Linked DNA regions of Mus musculus: regions 1 and 3 are each linked to region 2. A link is a loop called in an ENCODE intact Hi-C map of the cell type or tissue named here. Cell type or tissue: heart. All regions are shown on one strand.

Region 1 (5,000 bases), 180 kb before region 2:
TGTCTCTCCCTCTCCAGCCACACTTGACTTTTCTGGATGTGCTGGGAATCGAACTCAGATCCTGGTGCTTCTGTGACCAGCGGGCTCGGGGGCGTCGGTCAGTGTTTCTCTGGCTTCACAGAATCACCAGCGTTACTATTATGAGGAAAGATCCTTTGGCTCCATCTTGTCTGGAGCCAGAATGGCCTTGGCCTGACTGGGTCAGGAAGCAGAGTGCGTAGTACGAGTGTTTTAAGTTTTGTGTTGGAGTCTCTAGGCAGTGTCTCTCTGGCCTTGGCTCCTCTTTTCCCCTCAGGACCCACAGTTGCCTTCACTGAAGGAGAGGGTTGTGTATTCTGGTCACCTAAACAGACTCTCAGTCTGTGATAAATGCTCCCTTATGGTCCTCCTCACCTCTTCTGGGAAGGCAGGAAAAGGAAGAGACGGGCCTGGCCTGCTGGACTTGGTGGGAAGCTCCCCGCGCCTCCTCCGCTGGCCACTCAGGTCTCTGCACGCTCTAGGCTGCCCCACTGGCTCACGCTTTGCATGTCCCTATTGAAGGAACACTGATATCTTTCCACAGGATGCGGCCCTTAGGTGCATTAAAACAACATAAGATCGGGAAGTAGATAGAAATACTGGATTTTCCCATCACCGCTTCAGTGTAGTGCTGTGTTGTAGAGATGGCCAGCTGATAATGTAACTCCCTTGTTTTACAAATGAAGGAAATGAAAGGCGCTTTTGCTTGCAAACCTAAGATGTATAGCAGGCTGTGTCTTATGTTGGTGTATTATAGGAAGTGGGTGTGCTTTTCAGGAAGGGAAATTAATTTGGTAGGATGCTGACTAACACTCTGTTAATAGGATTTTTTGTTTGTTTGTTTGTTTCCTGAATCCATGAACAGAGTGCTATTATTGGCCAAAACCCTTCAAAAATGATGTTGCTGGGAGGGAAGGTTCCAAGGTAAATGGGCAGAAGTGCAGTACGGGTCTAACGTCAAGAAATTCCAACTTTGGTCTGGAGTAATAGAAACTCAGTAAAAGGCTCACATCAGAGATACACCCACATGTGTTTTAGCAGTGTTTGTGGTAGGCAGATGTTGCCACCGTACATCAAGCATGGTACTTGTACTGGCTAGTTTTGTGTCAACTTGACACAGCTGGAGTTATCACAGAGAAAGGAGCTTCAGTTGAGGAAATGCCTCCATGAGATCCAACTGTAAGGCATTTTCTCAATTAGTGATCAAGGGGGAAAGGCCCCTTGTGGGTGGGACCATCTCTGGGCTGGTAGTCTTGGTTCTATAAGAAAGCAGGCTGAGCAAGCCAGGTGAGGCAAGCCAGTAAAGAACGTCCCTCCATGGCCTCTGCATCAGCTCCTGCTTCCTGACCTGCTTGAGTTCCAGTCCTGGCTTCCTTGGTGATGAACAGCAGTATGGAAGTGTAAGCTGAATAAACCCTTTCCTCCCCAACTTGTTTCTTGGTCCTGAGGTTTGTGCAGGAATAGAAACCCTGACTAAGACAGTACTAATCACCAAAAGTCCTACAGAGTGGCCTTACCCCCATTTTACAATTGAGGAAATGAAAGTTGAGCTTAGTTGCGTTAAGTAATGCTGTGTCTTAATCCAGGGAGTCTGTCCCCAAACCCTGTGCTACTGAGACGGGAGGAACGGGTTTGCAAGGGAGGCAGGACACCTTAGGAGCCCCTGCTTGTTGGTTCCAACATTTCTAGTGATATAAAAGGTAGTGTTAGTGTTTGGAGTACCAGGTTGGGGGTGGGCTTCATAGGAACTTGAAGTGTTGTAGAGGGAAATTAAAACGGGAGCTGCCTACAAGCAAATAAGAAGGGCACACAGCTAGTGTAAGTCACATTGGGGCTGCCCTGGTTGGTCAGCACATTTTTCTTCAGAAATTTGGTTACAGTGGAGTCTGCTATAACAAATGGTAGATTAAGTCATTGTTTCCTTCTTACATGGTAGTCCAAAGGGAGGAGGGTGGCTAAGAACCCGTCATCCTTTCGCCCTGCCCTTCCTATCAACGGCCATTTTAATGTGGCTGCATGGCCAGTGCTGGGTTCCAACCACATCACTGCGGCTCCCAGAAGAGGGAGCCTTTCTCAGTAAGTGATAGAAAGGCCACCAAGACACTTCTGCTGATATCCATCGGGAAAGACTCGGGCACCAGCAGCAAGGACGTCATTTAGAAAAGAGTCTCCCTAGGCAGCTGGCTGGGGAAAAAAAAAAAAAAACAGTTTGCAAACAGTGGTCTGTGGAAGAGAAATGTTGAGAGAAGAGCGAATCAAGAAGCTGTGTTTTTCCAGATAGGTATGAAGCTAGCAGCACTCTGGAGTGTAGGCTGATAGGGGAAAGGTGTTACCTGGCCATGGGCTCCAGTTAAGTATCTGGTCCAAGATACTGAAGATCTGAATACCTTGGGCCTAAGTCTCCAGAGTAAATCTGGGACTGAGACAGAAAGTAGATGAATGAGAGCTGGTATGTGTGGCTAGAGGAGAATCTGGATCTAAGCCCAGAGTGTCTTCGTTCCAGAAGATAAGCTAGCTCCCTTGCAGTCATGGTGTGGGAGGCAAGGGTTTGGAGTGGAACAGGCACAGCATGGTGTGGTCAGAAGTGGCATCCTAGCACACAGCACCCTCTACTCTATGTTGGCTTGCTCTAACACAATACCTGAGGTGACTGAAGGAAAGAGAAGAGCATATGTTGGCTTACAGTTTTGTGGAGGTTTCAGTTCATACAGGACCAACCCTCTTGCTTTTGAGCTAGTGGCAAGGCAGTATGGAATGGCAGGGCACACGTGGTGGACTAAATAGTTTCTTTATGGGAGCCAGAATCCAAAGAGAAAGGAGCCGTGCAATGCTTACTTGAAAGGCATACCCACTTTTGACAGGAAGGCCTCTAAGCAGTCCCCACCTCCTAAAGGCTCTACCCCCTTACAACTGGGACCAAGCTTTAACACATGGACCTCTGTGGGGACATTAGCCCAAACGTTAGCATCATCTGGTCCCTGGCTTACACACATACACACACCCGCCTTGTGCCTTCACTTCTGATCTCCTCTGTAATGTTGTTCCATACCTACTGCAGTCTAGCAAAGCTCCCTGTTCTATAAAACCCACCTCTCAGGTTCTTCAGTATCCTTAGTCTCTGCTTGCAGTCTGACCACCATCAAATCCACACACACCCCCAACATCAGGTTATTTATAGCATATAAGTGTCACATGAGCAGATGGGAGGGCATCTCACATTTAGACCACAAAAGCAGCTGGCCATGCTAGAGGCCCCTTGGCCCTCTTAACACCAGGACTATCCAGTTGGCACCCCAACTCTGTCATTATCTTCCCCTCTCTCTTGCACTCTGACCCTGCTTCCCACTCTCATCCTCCTCTCTAGCCGCTCCCAGCTTCCCTTGAACTCCATCCTAGTCAACAGCTCCTCCTTCTTGCTGGACAGAGTGTTCCTAGATATCCTCTCCGTTAGCACAGCCTCCCATGCTTCTCCTGGACCCCTCAGACTTGTATGCATGGTTTTCTCTGCCAATGACTTTCTCAGCTTCCAGCACCCCTCCCTCCCTGCCTTCCTGTTAGCATTGAGTTACTACTTCTCAGTGAGTTACCTCCACTCCACTCAGCGTCTGCCCTGACGTGGGCCCAGGGTCCTTCCTTCCTGGGGTAATGGCTCACTTTGCAGGCCCCTGACACCATAGGTGCCAGGTTCAGTGACATTCTCTCCGTGGCATGTGTCAGCATATCGTCCTTGAACTGCCTTCTGTAACTTTGGCTTTTCAAATCCTACTTTGAATAGTTGTTCTTAAATGCTCCAACCTCCCTTCTAGCCCACCACCCACCAGAGGTAATGGGAAAGAAAGCTTATGGTGATACAGGGGCAGTGGGCCTGTTTAGAAATTGTTCTTTGGAGCAAATCCCATCTGTGTTGTCAGGAAACCAGCAGTTCAGTTCACAGGAATCAGCAGCGGCAGCTCGATCCACTCGCAAACACTTCACCAATATAGCAGCAGTCCAACCTAGCAGAGACAGCCAGGCAAGGCTTCACCAGTCAGCAGGAGGGAGCAAGACCAGCAGGGACGCCAGGAGAAGTTCTTGGCTGTGCCTCTCCCAACGAAGCCAAGATCAGTGAAGACTTGAGACGAAGAAGGGTTGCACAGGAAGCCGCCAGTCACTGTCCATTGAGTCCTATGTATGCTCCCCCCAAACATCATGTGTCCTCCACAGGTCTTGCCTCAGCACATGAGCCTGTCTTAGCAAAACTCCCCGTGGGTCTGTATCAGCTGACATCACTCTGCAGATCGGCCGTGGAGCCCGTGGAAGCGGCAAGAAGCCACGGGAACCTCTCAAGTTCTTTGGTGCATCTCTCTCTGTGGAGTCAAGACAAATGGTGCTCAACAATGCATGTAAGGCAGGCCAATACATGCATGTCCTTAGCGAAGAATTCTTCATCACACATCCTTTCATGTGCTTGCTTCAGCAAAATGTCCTTTCACCTGTGTCTGCTTCAGCGAAACATTCTTTGAAATAACTGACTTTCCAAAGAAAACCACGTTTCCACTTCAGCCTTCCTTCCACACTTAGTAATTTGGGGCTCAAGCGTCTACCTCCCCCCACCCCAGCCCCCCAATTTTGGGTTCCTATGGTTCCTATGTCAGTCTTGAGCACCTGCCTGTCAGGTCTTTTCTGTGCTCAGCACCTCTGCAGGACCATCTGGCACCCCTCAACCCCAACATTGAACTTAGTCCCTCCTTAGTCTCCACAGGGCCACCAGGAAGCCACCCTTACTGCTTCCTAGTGCTTCCTGAGCCATCTGTGGGCAGAACTTGTGGTCTCTTGCCGGTTCTCTCCAGACTCCATTGCCCCAGCCAGCTTCCCTCCCCTACGCCCACATTGGTTATACATGGTTTTTGATTATCTGTTTTGATAATCACTCAGGCTCTGCAAAATTGTTATGGGAGATAGTTTTGTTCAACCAGTGATACATAGGACCATGTGAACTAAGA
Region 2 (5,000 bases):
CACCTGCTACACTTTGATAACAATAATAAAATGTACATAGTTCGCTACAGTTTGCCAAGCCATGCATTTATTTACTGAACTCCTCAAACCACCCAGAAATAGGCTTGGCTAGGCTTCAGTCACATGACACAACACACCTTTATCTCTTGTTTGCACAAAGCCCGTGGCTTGTTTGGGTGACTCTCCAGGGCAGTGGCTTCCAAGGGTGGCTCAGAATGCCAGCTATTTGGACTTGAGGTACCTCTGTTTCATCAATCCACAATTAATGAGGCAGGAAAGGAAGCTAAGAAGGTCTCGCCATGGGAAGCAAGTGTTTTGGCCAGAAGGCGCATAGTCTTTCTGCTCCCAGGCGCTTGGCCAGAACTAGTCTCACGGCATTATCTAACTGCTGTACAGATGGAGAAATATAATCCTCTGTGCTCAGAGAGGAGAGGAGCAGACTTAGGCAAGTGCTAGAATCTTCCACCATGGGGAGTGATTCTAGGTGAACCAATATGCTCTCTGAGACCCTTCAGTCTTGTCAGGCTGTTGGAAGAGGGATGAATACAGTCAGAGGGAGGAAGCATCCACAGCGGATCCCTAGAGGAGAAAAGATGATATCTCAGCAAAGCCAAGGCTGCCTTAGAGATGGAAAAGTGGAGAGGACAGGCCCAGAAGAGGCAGAGCTGATGGATCAGAGGTTTAGAGATGCAGGGTCAGGAAAAAGGTTCTCTTTAGTTGACAAAGACTTAGGCAAAGGATGAGAAGGCGGAGGAGCTAGGGGGGATGACAGTTGATTGAGCATGCCCCCCAAGGGGCGGGGCTTATCTCGAGGGGAGGAGTCTCACCCAGAGCTTCTTCCTGAATGGTGAGGCCATCAGGACCATCACATCGATAAATGAGGTCCCCTCCGGTTGTCAATCACATTTTATTTGTTTGGTAGCTGGTGTGTGCAAGAACCCGCCATGACACATTTCCTGACCTTGCAGCGTGTATACTTTGACCTAGGGTAGGAACTTGACCAAGTGCTGTGGATTCCATTGGGAAATCAGAGAAGGGACCAGGGCTGGTTTCGAGGGTCAAGAGTGTAGGGAGAGAGGACAGCTAAGTTGTGAACAAAGGTAGAAAGGCGAGCAAACCTGTGCACATTCTGAGAATCCCCTGATCAGGGAACCTGAAGGAGAACAGGAGTAAGGCTAGAAGGGTAGGGTCTAGGCTTAGCGGGGGCCCCTTAGGCGTCCTTCGGGACTGGCTTAGACCAGCCCATTCAAAGCCTGGAGAATGGCCTTAGAGACCAGTCAACCAGTCCCAGAAGGGCGTTCCTACCTCAAAATACAGCCCCGGGTCCCTGAGAGGGAACTGCTACACCCCAGAGACCAGAAGAGCCGTCCTCCTGAGCAGCCCCAGCCAAAGTTGGCTCCACTATATGTCCTCTCTCTCTCTCTCTCTCTCTCTCTCTCTCTCTCTCTCTCTCTCTCCTCCCCGCAGTGTGGGAACTGGAGTCCCAGGGGTGTAATTGAAAGCCAAATGGGGCAGCTTATTTGAACAGGTTTTCTGTTCAGGCTCCTAAACTTCTCTTTGCACTGTGGGTTTCTCAGTACAGCATTTCAAATGTATACAGCCCCTAAACCTTAGAAGTCTCAGGTGGGGCAAGCATTTGACTGAATGTTCTTAACTTTCACAAACACCAGCTTACAGAAGAAAAATGGAGGTGGGAGTGGGGTGGGGTGGGGTGGGGTGGGCCCATACTGGGAAAAGGCATTTGAAACTCCAGAACAGCTCCAGAAGTCGGGAGTGAAGATCAGAGAACGCCAGGCCCTTTGTGCTTTGCGCTTCTAGTGAGATGCAATTATCAGACGGGGAGTTTGGAGTGCAACTGGTCTCGCTTCCAGCAGGGTCCAGACCTTATTCTTGCAGTGGCCGGCGCTCCGGGGCACTGCTGTCGTAGTCTGCCACTAGGCGGCGCCGCTCACCAGCGCCGCAGTGAGGCAGCGCCACAGCGGGATCACCGCATGCAGCTTGGCAGAGAGGGCGTTGCTGAGGCCAGGTTGCTCGCTGCTCAGGGCACCCCTCAAATACACCGCCACCCTCTGACACTTCAGGCTCCCCACCCAAGCATTCTTACAGACCCTGTGGGCACTCCCAGGCCCTGCGAACTGGCATGGGTGGTCACTCTGCTCCAACGTGGGGCCCCTCCCATCCTGGGGCTGTCAGCCTCGCCATGATCTTACAGGCTTAAGTATTCAGTGGCTTCAGGGAACTCAGTCACCTTCCACCTCCGCCTTCTAGGTCTCCGGTATTTACCAGTGTACCCCTTGGGCCTCAGGAACGTGCCTCTGAAAGAAATCTCTCATAATCGCAGGCACTGCCCGTCTTCAGAAAAGGTCTCTGTGCCCCAGTCACCTTCTAGGGCATTCGGAAAAGGACTGAGCTCCCTAGGGCCAGGATAAACAAGACTAACAACACTCTTGCTCCTTGGAAGCAAAGGCAGAAGTAGCCAGGAAAGCTTTAGAAACTGACGCACCCTCCTGACCCCCCAGGGTTGGCTGATCAATTCCAGGTTCAGCAGAGCTTGAAGGAGACCTTGACCGACACCAGCATCCCGATGCAGGGGAAACTGGATTCTCCACCTCTTGCCTTAAGCCTCCCTTCCTTGACTTCTCTATGTCACCCATTAGCATTCCAGCCTTAAGTGATTAGGCCAAAATTTTATAAACAAGATGAAGACATATTTTTAAAGCCCGTTCCTGGCAATGTACGACTAACATCATTTCACCGCTTATCGTTCCGTACATTTTATAAATGTAGATGAGAACACAACCACCGTGGCCATTAAAGTGTAAAACAGTGTAACTCCCAGCAACTAGGTGGATATTGGGTTGAGTACAGTCTCTGCCCATTTTACCACCCTGCCCCCTTGGTATAAGTTAACCTAACTTATTCGAAAGCTCAATGTAAATGGTATTTTGCAATCCATCCTAATGTTTTTGAGATCCATTGCTTGTGCCTGTGGTTATTCTTTTTTTTTTTTTTTTAATTGTTCCGTGACACTCTCTTGGTTGAATATGACACAAATTCTGTATCTATCCATCAGGTTATTTAGTTAGATGTCAGGCCATTTTTTTTTTATTATGATGAATAAAATTACTATGGAGATTCGTGAGTGAGTTTTTTGTGAGTTTCCATTTCTGTTGGAGACATGTCCAGAAGTGAAAAAGCAAAGGGATAGCTCATAGGCTATCAGAGATTAACTCTTTCCAAAGTTGAATGGCTTAGCATCTCACTAGCGATGCAGAAGTCTCTTAGTGTTTCCAAAAGGAGCTCTGTTGAGGTTTACGTGGGGTGCAGTCATATCCACACATTCACAGTCTTCTGTCAACTTGTTTGGATAAATGTATGTGTTTATCCTAGACTGCTGTAGCACCACACATGGGCTCATGTACTTGAATATGTACTTGAACCCCCAGTTTGTGGCACTGTCTGGGGAGAGAGCTCAGCCTTGCTGGAAGAAGTGCCCTGGGGAAGCCAATTTTTTCAGCCTCACCCTACTTCCACATCCCTTTCTTTCTACTTCCGGTTGCCACTGAAATATGATTTCTAAGATTTCTCCTCCAGCTCCCAGTCCTGCCCACCTCCCCCCCAAACAGTAATGGACTCTCCCTAGGAAGAGTGAATCAGGCTTCGTATTCACTGAGCTATTACATCATAAGTGGTTTTGTAATTCATATTTTATACTCTTTCACTGTGGATGACCTGAGACACCTGGAAGATCCCTGGTCGTCATCCTCCTTCGCCTTTTTTTTCTTGTCGGTCCTCACATTACCCTTTCAGGGAGTTGTCTTCAAACTCATCAAGTTTTCTTCTGCACCCTGTAAATATATTCTTGCAACCACCCACACATATGTTCATTTTTGTTTTATGTTTCTCAGGGCTAAAAATACTGTTTCTTTTTTTATCACTTCCATAATCTCTCTGCTGAGTCCCGGTTTATTGATTCAGATTGTAGTCAAAGACTGGAAGGTCTTTGAACTATTTATAGGAGCTACCTTCAACTCCCTGTCTGCTCAGGTAGACATCTGGGTCATCTCATACCTTGGCTGCTTTGATTTCTGGACTCTGGCCACATTTCCCTTTTTATTTGCTAGTCTAGTTCTTTTTAATATACCCTGGACATTATGAGTGATGTTCTGTAGAGGCTCCAGATCCCATTATTGTTCCATTTCCCTGATGTTTGGGATGGAACATTAAGGCCTTGCAGATGTGAGTCAGACAATCAGCCATTGACCTTCATACCCAATCCTCTGTTATTATCTCCTAAGGAACCATGGTTCATATATATATATACACACACACACACACACACACACACACACACACACACATATATATATATGACTGATCACTTAGGACAGTGGTTCTCAACTTGAGGATCACGGCCCCTTTGGCAAACCTCGATTTCCAAAAAACATTTACATTATGATTCATAACAACAGCAAAATTGCAGTTATGAAGTTGAAGTAGCAACGAAAACAGTTTTATGGTCAGAGGTCACCACAACATGAGGAACTGTGTGAAAGGGTCACAGCATCAGGAAGGTTGAGGACCGCCGACCTAGGGGATGCTTATTTGATTCACTTTGTCACCAAGAGTCAGCAAACCCTAAGATAGTTATCAGATTACCCAGCCTTCAGATAGTTAACAGATTACCCAGCCTTCAGATAGTTATCAGATTACCCAGCCTTCAGATAGTTAACAGATTACCCAGCCTTCAGATAGTTAACAGATTACCCAGCCTTCAGATAGTTATCAGATTACCCAGCCTTCAGATAGTTAACAGATTACCCAGCCTTCAGATAGTTAACAGATTACCCAGCCTTCAGATAGTTAACAGATTACCCAGCCTTCAGATAGTTAACAGATTACCCAGCCTTCAGATCTGTCTCCCTTCAGGGTCTCCTGCAGGCTTGAATGTAGGGATTTTGAGGCGGGTCTAGAGTTGACACCCAGATGCATCTGTCCGT
Region 3 (5,000 bases), 82 kb after region 2:
CAACATGGAGTGCCCTGGTTAGAGCAATGAGTTCAGCCTTTTGTGAAGAGAGGTTCCACTGCGAGATGGTTCGACTCAGTCATTTCAGCTGAGGTGACCACCGCGTATGCCGTCTGGTGGGTCCTGAGTTATCTCTAAGGGAACTTCCATCCACAAAAAGGGTGAGTTGTGGGTCTGTGAGAGGCTGGTCTGGGAGGCTGGGTTGGGGTGAGCGTAGGTCCTCCACAGCTCTAAGCAAGAGTGGGAAGGCACATGGAGGAGGGTGGACCAGGAGGAACAGCTGCTGGGTGTAGAGCAGGGCTAGGGGCCAAGGTGACCTGGGAGTTTCCCAGGAATAACAGATAAAAGGGTTGGGCCCATGAGGGTCTGAGGAGAGAGAAAGAAGGGTGGCTCAGGAGATCAGAGAGGCAGCGGGTAGAGTATACAGTAATAGGCTGGAGTAAGGTGATCTTGAGTGAGTTCAGCCATTGCTGTTAGGTCTCGCAGACATGGCTGCCATCGCACACAGTAGGGTCCAGTTGTTTAGATAGCAGAGCAGTGGCTGGGGGGACTGGAGAGATGGCTCAGCGGTTAAGAGCACTGACTGCTCTTCCGAAGGTCCTGAGTTCAAATCCCAGCAACCACATGGTGGCTCACAACTATCTGTGATGGGATTTGATGCCCTCTTCTGGTGTGTCCGAAGAGAGCTACAGTGTACTCATATGTATTAAATAAATAAATCTTTAAAGAAGAAGAGGAGGAGGAGGAAGAGCAATCAATGGCTCAGTGAGAGGGCCCAGTGGGTTGGACTAGGGCCCCAGCCCCTCGTCAGTAAAGAGGTGATAGGACTGAGTAGAGTCTGAAAAGGCCAAGACTGAGGCTGCTAAAAAGGCATCTCAGAGAGTAGGGAAAATGATGGTGAGCTATAGCTGAGTGGGTGAGGGGCCCACTGGGGGCCCCCTTGACTGCCTGGTATAGTGGCTTAGCCATATTAGCTAAATATGGGAATCCAGGGTCTAAAGAATCCAACCAAGTCCAAAAATGAAAGAATATGATCTGCCATAGTTTGGGGCTATAGATCTCTCAGAACCCGCGCTTGTTGAGGGTCTTAGAGCCTCGGCTAAGTTGAACACCAAGTATATATTACAGTGGGAGAGCATAGTTGAGCTTTAGATGGGGAGACTTGATCCCGGGTAGACAAGGTAGTTTAGAAACAAGAAGTTGGCCGTCTGGGACAAAGACAGGGAGGGGCTACAAAGTAATAGGTCATCTACATACTGAAGACGTGTATTTAGCATTAAGGTCTAAGGAGAGAGCCAGGCAGTGGTGGCACACACCTTTAATCCCAGCACCTGGTAGGCACTGGAGGGCTTACGGAGAGGGAGAATGGAAGAGTTGCAAGTCCTATAGGGATCAGAAGTCCCTGACACGCGAGGTGAGTATTGATGGACTTGAGACAGTGACGATGGGGCTCAGAAGTGGGGAGCTGGGGTCTGAAAGGGGAAAGAAGAGGGGTAAAACTAGGACCGGCTGGTGGGGCGGAGCGATTACCAGGGTGGAGATATACCATACTTGGGGGTCAACAGGGTCTGGTAGAGTACATCCAGGGTAGTCTGGCGTAGGGATCTGTGAGGCAACCAAAGGAAGAAGAAGATGAGAGTGGGGAGAGGTTGTGGGGATTCAGAGAAGTGGCTGAGGATATTGTGGTCAAGTAAAGGCACAGGGCAGACAGGCATGACTAGGAAAGAATGTGTAAAAAATGGTCAGCCAAGGATATAGGAAAGTGGCATAGTCGGCATGAAAGGAGGGGATCCCATCCATCCTCATAGCAGAAACTGATGAAGGAACAGCGGGATCCGAGTGGGAGGTCAAGACAGAGAAGGTAGCCCCATGTCCACCCGGAAGGTCATGGCACATTACCCTAGGATCTGCAAGAGTGACAGGAGCCCTCGAGTCTGGGTGCCATCAATCCTGTGCCAGGCCGAGGAGCCCTAAGGCAGGAAGAGTTTGTGCTACCTGCACTGATGGCTCTGGACCTTCGTGACCTGGCCCAGAGGACAAGCCCACACTGGGGCATTCTGACTTCCAGTGGTAGGGCAGTGAGCAGACAGCATGGGTTGCTGAGGGCTGGGGCAGTTGTGGGATCAGTGGCTTTGCTGGCCGCATTTGAAACAGGCCCTTGTTGGAGTTGACATTGACGGGATGGGGTCTGCGGGATTGCCAGTGGCCTCAGGTCAGTTGCCAAGTCTTAGGCTTGGAGTGCAACCTTTTGCTGTAGCTGAGCCTGTCGGGAAGACTCAGTTGCCTCCCCTTGGGCATCGAATACCTTAAAAGCCATCTTTACCAATTCCTGTACGGGGGTTTGGGAACTATCTTCAGTCTCTCCCCGCCCCCTCCGAATATCTGAAGATGACTGGGAAATAAAATGGGTAGCCAGGACTGTAGCCCCTGCCGGGGAGGCCTGGTCAAGGCAGATGTGTAGACCATGGTTTGTTGTAACCAGTTTTTTAATGGCCAGGATTTCATTAGCTTCCTGTGTAATTTTGCAGAGATTGCCAAAAGTCAACAATCTTATTTGAGACCATTTCCATTCCCTGAAGGAGACAATGGACCGTACTCTAATCGGTGGTCAATGTGACCTGGCTAATAATTCCACTTAGGCTCTGTGGTCAGCACCGTTGTGTCACTCACAGGGACTGTATTGTCCACTAGGTGGCCCTGGTCTGCATACTGTCTGCCTGCAGCCTGAACCTGTCCATGTTCCTCAGGAGTGAGGGTAGAGCCTGAATGACATAAAGATCGTGGAGTTAGGTCATAGTCCTGACAAAGGAAGCAGAACTCTTTAATATAGGCAGATGGGATGGCAGAGAAGGGGCCTCTCCACTTTTCAGTCTGGGAGAAGTCTTGAAGGGAGAAAGGAACATGAACTCCCACAGCTGTTTCTGCTCCGGCCACCTCCTGGGAGGGCAGAAGAGCTTTGGAGTATTGAGACTGCATAGGAGAGGCTACAGGGGAGGGTTCAGGGGAAGTGAGCCAGGGAGTGCATGGGGATCAGGGTGTGGGTTGACCCCTAGGTGGAGCCTGTGTTGGTAATGAAGGAGGAGGGACAATGGGAGGAGAGAGGAGGGGAGGGACAAGGGGGACAAGAGTTAGGGGGAGGAAGTTAATTGTCCTTGGCTTTTGTCTCAGAGGGAGGGGAAGAAAAAGGGGTGGGTACCAGGGAGAAGGCTAGCCAATAGGCGGGTTATCAATGGTGTAGGAAGGAGGAAGGAAGGAGGAAGGAGCAGGTATAGGGAGGAAGGTTGGCCAATAGACTCAAGCTTATGGTGCTATAGGAGTGGGAGTAGTAGACAGGGCTGGGGAAGGGGTTGGTGTGCCCATGATTCAAGTGGTCCCGCCAGGGTAAAGGGTGTCTTGTAGTCCAAGTCCCCAGATGAATGTGTGTCTGGAGGTGTCACAGCCTTGGCCAACAAGACTTGAGCCATTGAACACTGACTACAGAAGGGCGGAAGTGCAGTTCCCAAAACATTTGTACATAGGGGAGCTCAGGCCATCTGTCCATATGCCAGCAGAAAATTTCAAGATCATGAAGGATGTTAAGTCAGTAGTACCTCCTGGTGGCCATTTGGACTCACTGTCCAAGGCGTATTGTGGCCAAGCCACAGAATGAAGAGGAACTTAGGGTCCAAGACAGCCCCAACTTGGATAAATTGCATAACCGCCACCACATGGGCTACTGAAGATTGGGTTTAAACTTGGCGTTGTCTTCTCCCGGACTTGCCAATGATGCAGCGACCCATATGATAGACTGGGATCGAAGAGTGTGGGGTGGAGAAACCTTGGAAAGGACGTCTCTGAATCCAAGGCCTCCCTAGAACAAAACGAATCCAAAGCCTGCCTGGAACAAAGACTGAGTCTTTGCTCTGAATGGACAGGCTTGTCCTGGCTCGGCCGAGACTTGTCAGGGGATCCCTAGCTTGGTCCTGAACCTGGAAGAGGCACCCGGTACCTGTTAGGCTGTGGCTGGGAAGTGGCTCTCATTGAGTAGAGAGAGGGAGAGAAGTGGTCCCCACATGGCCTGAGGCCTGACCCACTGGACTGGGGGCCCAGCTTCTCCCAATTCTTCAGAATCATAATAGGTTTCTCCACCAACGAAATGAACCAATTCAAGCCAACTCAAAAGTATAAAGGCGGGCTTATTAAGAGGCAGCTCTCCAATCTCATAGGTGGAGGTCAGTGAAGACACACATCAGTCAGGGCTAAAGCAAGGGGAGTTTAGGGGCACAGGGAGATGATGTGTGAGCTAAGAGCTGGGATTATGCCTGTATAAGGTAAAGCATATTAGCCCAGAATTTTCTTCTTGCAGGTAGGGTTGGAGGGAAAAGAGCAAACAGGGTTTCTTAGCTTATGCAAGGGATAACCAGGGGCTCTAACCAAATAGTAACCATGTGTCCCAAGGAGAGAGTGTTAGGATTAGGCATTGGGGGTACCTTGGTGGGTCTGGGCCAAGGTGTGCTGCTAAGAGATCACTCTACATAGCAGACCTCACACACAAGAGGTTTATGGGAGAGGGGAGGTAAAAGGCCATCTTGGAGTTGAGATATAAGAAACAGACAGAGAGACTGGGAAACAGAATTAACAAGACACACAGAGAGAGGAAGATCAGGGATGGCTTGAGACTTAAAGGGTGTGTGTGTGTCACATAGGGGAAATAAGCAGCCATAGGACGGTAGAAATGCACCACACCTGGCCACAGCGGGCAATGACATAAGCTACTAGCTCTGAGTTGCTGAAGGACAAGCTGGTGGGGCTCCTGATTTATAGTATTCCTCCTTCTTGTTTATTATAAAAGGCAAGAAAAGAGGAAGGGGTCGTGGTAAGGTGGCAATGGGGGTGCCTATGCTTTTTAGACTGCTCCCTGCTATCTCAGAGCATGGATATCTTTGGGGACCCAAGAAAACTGGGGTGCTGGCCAACTCCTGAGAGTGCTGGCCATTTCCCTAGCTGTGTAGGCTCTGTGG

Evidence for each region. Peaks named below come from ENCODE experiments on the same cell type or tissue, not always from the same donor. Only the 100,000 strongest peaks of a DNase experiment are listed, where the experiment ranks them.
Region 1: it touches region 2 in a loop (2.4-fold over the local background); 4 of 42 quality-filtered maps call a loop at or near these places.
Region 3: a loop joins it to region 2, with 2.3 times the contacts of the local background. A loop is called at or near these places in 9 of 42 quality-filtered maps.

Annotation. Positions count from the first base shown.
Region 1 is chr9:102,912,222-102,917,221 of GRCm38, forward strand. No RefSeq gene overlaps it. Among named protein-coding and RNA genes, the nearest start is that of Ryk, 80 kb to the left of the region's middle. In heart, a CTCF peak has its summit at 2,073 (motif pointing right); DNase peaks (open chromatin) are centred at 2,630, 3,460 and 4,120; H3K27ac peaks cover 499 bases.
Region 2 is chr9:103,090,404-103,095,403 of GRCm38, forward strand. It overlaps a transcript of Slco2a1 not described here. Among named protein-coding and RNA genes, the nearest start is that of Rab6b, 19 kb to the right of the region's middle. In heart, a CTCF peak has its summit at 1,937 (motif pointing right); DNase peaks (open chromatin) are centred at 208 and 1,938; H3K4me3 peaks cover 864 bases; H3K27ac peaks cover 675 bases.
Region 3 is chr9:103,172,276-103,177,275 of GRCm38, forward strand. All of the region lies in intron 7 of Rab6b (RAB6B, member RAS oncogene family), which reads left to right. Among named protein-coding and RNA genes, the nearest start is that of Srprb, 27 kb to the right of the region's middle. In heart, a CTCF peak has its summit at 2,681 (motif pointing right); no DNase peak of the experiment used is centred here.